Linked DNA regions of Homo sapiens: region 1 is linked to region 2. Evidence: chromatin loops called from intact Hi-C (ENCODE). Cell type or tissue: PC-9. All regions are shown on one strand. Each heading gives the region's core, and the rest is flanking DNA. Links, peaks and the distances in the headings are about the cores only. Region 1 overlaps DNAL1 (dynein axonemal light chain 1). Region 2 overlaps MIDEAS (mitotic deacetylase associated SANT domain protein).

Region 1 (2,917 bases), core at 284-2,783, 61 kb before region 2:
GGAGGCATGAAAATCGCTTGAACCTGGGAGGCGGAGGTCGCAGTGAACTGAGATCATGCCACTGCACTCCAGCCTGGGCCACAGAGCGAGACTCTGTCTAAAAAAAAAATATATATATTGTTCTGCTAGATGGTTTTTAAACTATGTATCATAGACATCTTCCCAAGTCGGTATCTGTAGCCCTATCTCCTTTGTTTTAGTGGCAGCTTAGTATTTCACTATCTGTTCCTAAGTTAACAGGTGTTTATAGATTTTTTCAATTTTTCTGCTATTCCAGTAATACATATAATCTAGTTCATATATCTTTTGGCATTTATATTAATATTTCAGTAGGATGTATTTCTAGAAGTGAAAAACTTGGTCAAGAAATGTATGCATTAAAAAATTTCATAATACCAGGGCCAGGTGTGGTGGCTCACACCTCTAATCCCAGCACTTTGGGAGGCCGAAGCAAGTGGATCACTTGAGGTCAGGAGTTCAAGACCAGCTTGGCCAACATGGTGAAACCCTGTCTCCACTGAAAATACAAAAATTAGCCAGGCATGGTAGCAGGCACCTGTAATCCCAGCTACTTGGGTGGCTGAGGCAGGAGAATTGCTTGAACCGGGGAGGTGGAAGTTGCAGTGAACTGAAATGGTGCCACTGCACTCCAGCTTGGGTGGCAGAGTGAGACTCTGTCTTAAGAAGAAAAAAAAATTGTTAATACCATATTGCCCTCAAGAAGATTTTTTCAAATTTTTAATGAGTGTTAAACTTAGGTAATCAGAGAAAAACAATGATTTCAAAATGAAGTAATAAATGCTATGATTGAGTGGGGAAAATATTACTTAAATATTATCTTTTATGGGCACTAGTGTTAAGGAATAATTTCTGATTTACCATTTACATTTTTCACATTAAATTTTTTCTTTGTTCTTTTAAAGGAAGCTTTCACTGTCTACAAACTGCATTGAAAAAATTGCCAACCTGAATGGCTTAAGTAAGTGATTCACAGTAACAGATGGTTCATGGATTTCCTAGTTATTTTAATAAACATTCCGGAGACAATATGTAATTCCAGAAGCTGGCACCTGTTTTAGCCATACTTGTTGTCAGATAATAGAATACATAAACTATGTCTTAAGTTTGATTATCCAAAGAAAAATAGAGATAGCATGAGCTCTGAACGTTTTAAAGACATTTAAAAGCTTTTATAGAGTTAGAATTGAGATGTCTTAAATAGAATATCAGATTTTTAATTGTGTATTTCTTTGTTCAGATTTGTATTGTCTGTATTTCAAACTTGTTATATTTAAATTTTAATTCATCATCCCTGTTTTTCCTGTGCTCCTTATCCTCGTTAATGACATTGCCTCCCTCCCAGTTGCCAAGGCCTCTGACTCTGTATTAGTTTCCTACGGCTGCTGTAACTTGATGGCTTAAAATGATGGATATATATTCTCTTATGGTTCTGGAGACCAGAAGTCTGAAATCAGTTTCATCTGGTGAAAATCAAGCCATGCTCCCTCTGGAGGCTGGAGGAGAATCTTTTTCTAGCCTCTTCCAGCTTCTGGTGGCTGCTGCATTCCTTGGCTTGTGACTCATCACTCCAGTCTCTGCCAGTAGTCACACTGGCTTCTCCTTCTGTGTCAAATCTCTGTCTGCCTCCCTCTTATGAGGATACATGTGATTGCATTAGGGCACACCCTGATCTTGAGGATAATCTCCCTGTCTCTCAAGATCCTTAATCATATCTGCAAAGTACTTTTTTTTTTTTTTTTTTTGCCATATAAGGTAACGTTCACAGGTTCCAGGCATTAGAATGTAAGTATCTTTGGGGGAGCCATTGTTTAGCCTACCACAGTCTCTCTTCAAGCCCTATATGCAAATTTATCACTAAATCCTGTTAACTCTACTCTTTGAAGGAGCTCTCAAATAAAGTGTTGCTTTTCCATTTCCAGGAGTTACAACTTTTTAGACCCTCATCATCTTCCCCTTAGGTCATGTTCTTCAAACATTTTGACCACTTTCCATTGTAAGAAATACATCTGAATGTATTATACATTCATATGAATATGCATATCAAATATATACGTACATATAAACTTGAATAAAGTTTGCAAGACAGTATTTACCCTTATATAGCATAGGTCCCAGTAATTTTTTTTTTTTTTTTTTTTTGAGATGGAGTCTCACTCTGTTGCCCAGGCTGGATTTCAGTGGTGCAATCTCAGCTCACTACAACCTCCGCCTCCTAGGTTCAAGCAATTCTCTTGCCTCAGTCTCCTGAGTAGCTGGGATTACAGGTGCCCACCGCCACGCCTGGCTAATTTTTGTATTTTTAGTGGAGATGGGGTTTCACCATGTTGGCCAGGCTGGCCTCAAACTCCTGACCTAAAGTGATCCACCCACCTCAGCCTCCCAAAGTGCTGGGATTATAGGCGTGAGCCACCACGCCTGGCCAGTTCCAGTATGTATTTTTAAATTTTTATTTCTTTTTTTTTAAATGCTGATCACAACACACTAAATTGATTTCACAACCTATTAATTTAGGCTCATGACCCATAGTTTGAAAAACACTATCTTACAACTTTTGTGATAGTCAAACAGGTCAGGGTCACTGGTCTCATTATCTAAGGTGTTATCCTAGTTCATTGCCTCATGACTGAGAAAGTTAAGGAATGTGGATGCAAAGGGTGAGGTTGCAGTGAAAGTTTAATGAGTGAAAAAAGAAAGCTCTCTGCAGTGGAAAGGGAACCCCAAGTGAGTTGCTGTTTTTACAGCTGAATTCAAAAACTTTTATAAGAAACTCCTCTCACCTCTGTAGCTGTTTGAGTAACTTCTCTTATTTGAAAAGCTGTCTGCACAACTCCCCCTTATCTATGTAGTTGTGGGTGTATCTCTAGGCAGGCATCAAAGCACTGCTTCTCTTCTTTGT
Region 2 (2,917 bases), core at 264-2,763:
AATATTAAGTAATGGCACAAGTAGTATATGAATATGACAAAAATTCTAATGGCGACACATGGTAGGATGCAGATATGGCAGAAATCAAAAAGGTGATACAAGAATGACTGAGGTTTGAGAAACAGTGTTAGAGGTCTGCTAAGCGGAGATAGGAAGATGATGCTGGTGTGAATCTTGTGGGAAAATTACCCTGTGTATCAACACAATGTATTATTACTATGACACCAGCAGTATAGAGAGGAGAACCCAGCGGTCCAGGGCTCCTTGCGGCTGTCAGGGACACTGTCTTCCTCAACCTGCCCTCTGCAGGCTCCTGGAGAGCTCGGGCTCGGGCTCCCAGCTCAGGCCTGGTCCCAGACCCAGCCCAGGCTCTATGCAGCTGAGGTTGGAAAAGGAGTCACCTTAATATCCACTTCAACCTCTTCCTGGGCCGACTTCTCATCGCTCGTATCCACATCCCCAAAGGTTAGAGTCCCATTGCGGCCGATTTTCACCTGCTTCTTGTAGGTGTAGTAGAACTCCACGCACTGGGCCACGGTCTTGGTCTGGATCTGGTTTGAAGTCAAAACTGAGGTCAGAACCCTCTGGTTTGGCTCATCTGCCTGTGGAGAATCCAGCCTTTCTCGTCCCTGCATCTTTCCCTTAACTTCAAGCCAAAATGAAACCCAGCCAACCCAGGCAATACAAGCATTTTTCCAATGCCTGCTCTGCAACAAACCACTGATCAATTAATCAATGCTTCAGCACTATTTAAAATAAGTAAATAAATAAAAAAAGCTATAAAGGACAATGTCGGAACCACTCGGGAGATGGCAATATGGATTGCATATCAGAGGGCATTACTGTATTTTTTTTTCTTTTTTTTGGAGACAGAGTCTCGCTCTGTCACTCAGGCTGGAGTGCAGTGACGCGATTTTGGCTCACTGCAACCTCCGCCTCCCAGGTTCAAATAATTCTCGTGCCTCAGCTTCCTGAGTAGCTGGGATTACAGGTGTGTGCCACCACAACCAGCTAGTTTTTTTTAAATATTTTTAGTAGACATGGGGTTTTGCCATGTTGGCCAGCCTGGTCTCAAACTCCTGGCCTCAGGAGTGATCCGTCTGCCTCTGCCTCCCAAAGTGCTGGAATCACAGGCGTGAGCTACCTCGCCTGGCCTGAATTATTTTATCAGGTTAAATTTCGTGGGCGTGCTAATGGTACTGTGGTTTTGTAGAATATCTTGGTTTTTAGGAGATACGTGCTGAAAGGTTTTAGTCATGTGACAGGATGACTGTAACTTACTTTTAATGATTAGCTGAATCAGAGAACAAGAGAGAGCTGTATATGTGTGTGTCTATGTTTAGACATAGAGAAAGAGAAAGCAAATATAGCCAATGTTAACGATTGCTAAATCTAAGTCCGGGGTGGATGGGTGTTCATTCTACTGTTCTTTCCATTTTCCTCTAAGTTTGAAATTTTTCAAACTGAAAAGTTGAGGGAAAAGGTCTGGGCACCATCTACATCCAAAGCCAGCCCTGACCTGGCAACACAGACGCTTTTCATTAATCCAGGCAAACAATTTCATTTCTCTCCAGGGAGCAGTGGCTGAGAAGTGAGCATACAGAAATGTCACAGTGTCCCCTGTCGGGGGAGGAACTCAAGGGAAACTCACAAGAAAGCCCTGGAAAACCTGAGGAGGAAGCGAAAGGCCTAAGTCTTCCTCCTGACTCTGCTACCACACAGCTATTCGAGCTTAGGCAAGTCACTCACTTTTCTAATTTCAGTTTTTTCATGTGTAAATAGCAAATGGGGTTAAGTAAGACTAGATGATCTCCAGGGACCTGCCTCTCAAGCTCTGAAATTCTAGCTCTCCCATTGCATAAATCTATTTGGCCACTGGGTTTAGTTTTTGGGCAACTTTCCCACACCCAGAGGCTGTTTCCTCTGACACCACCACACAGGCTCGCACATTGCTCAGCCACCGCTGGGCTGGGAGCTCCTGTCCAGAGAGGCCAGGGGTCAGTGTGGGCCCTTTGTGTCTGAGGAGGAAACAGACATGTTTCATCTCACAGAAATGGCCAAGTCACACATGTATTAATTAGGCCATTTACACATTTACTGTCAATTCTCTCTGACCCTTTGTTTGACTGACTAAAGGTCTGCTCATTTCATTAGGCATTAGGGGCGCCTCCGTGAATTTCACGGGCGTGTACTTCCCGTCAGTATTGCCCAATCAGGGAATAGCGTGTTACTAAAACACAGCAAAGGACTCCTCACAACAGGGCCCTTGTAGGGGAATTCATCATCAGCACTTTGTCTAGTCCCCAGGGCTGTTCCCAATACAATCTACAATCCCAAGAGGAAAGGGCATGCTCTTTTTAAAAACTCTTTTCCCTTGGCAGTCCACACAATTCTCTCTCCCCACAGCCCAGATTTTGTGAGACAGGGCTGGAAAGATGCAATTCCTTGGATTAGCAAAGCATCTGCTTTTCCAGAAGAATATGGAGAGAGGACAAGATAAATCTAGGGAATGTGGGCTTGAACAGCTGAGTTACTGGAAGGCAACTCTGGGTCAAAGGAAGTGGGCAGAGGCCCCCAGGTCAGCTCCGCAGGCACTTGCTGGCTCTCAGTGGCCTTCACCCCAGGGTGCCCTCCCCCTGCATCTTCCTCTGGGGAATGGCTCACCTCTACTTGCCACCCTCCTCCGCATCTTCCTCCTGCCTATTTTAAGTCTGATGCCCACTTAGGCCTCCTTCTGGATTGAGACCCCAGAGCTTGGCCACCCTACCCTGAAGTGAGGAAAGGATGCTTAGAACCAAAAGGGAAAAGAGACCTATCTTTCTCTTTCTTGTATTGTTTAGGAAATTCTCTCTGAGGCTACTCAGTAGCATTGACCTGACTGCTTTTTAAGAGGGATTGGTCACTGGCAGAGGGAGCC

Evidence for each region. Peaks named below come from ENCODE experiments on the same cell type or tissue, not always from the same donor. Only the 100,000 strongest peaks of a DNase experiment are listed, where the experiment ranks them.
Region 1: a loop joins it to region 2, with 6 times the contacts of the local background. A loop is called at or near these places in 6 of 110 quality-filtered maps.

What each region holds. Positions count from the first base shown.
Region 1 is chr14:73,661,064-73,663,980 of GRCh38, forward strand. It overlaps DNAL1 (dynein axonemal light chain 1), which reads left to right. Exons shown (of 8, transcript NM_031427.4): 4 at 924-979. Among named protein-coding and RNA genes, the nearest start is that of DNAL1, 18 kb to the left of the region's middle. RefSeq lists a silencer at 2,763-2,917. In PC-9, for the core only: a CTCF peak has its summit at 1,494 (motif pointing left); a DNase peak (open chromatin) is centred at 1,588; H3K27ac peaks cover 1,101 bases.
Region 2 is chr14:73,722,297-73,725,213 of GRCh38, forward strand. It overlaps MIDEAS (mitotic deacetylase associated SANT domain protein), which reads right to left. Exons shown (of 13, transcript NM_001367710.1): 10 at 402-551. Among named protein-coding and RNA genes, the nearest start is that of PNMA1, 9.4 kb to the left of the region's middle. RefSeq lists an enhancer at 1,513-2,712. In PC-9, for the core only: a CTCF peak has its summit at 1,654; a DNase peak (open chromatin) is centred at 1,885; H3K4me3 peaks cover 1,110 bases; H3K27ac peaks cover 2,500 bases.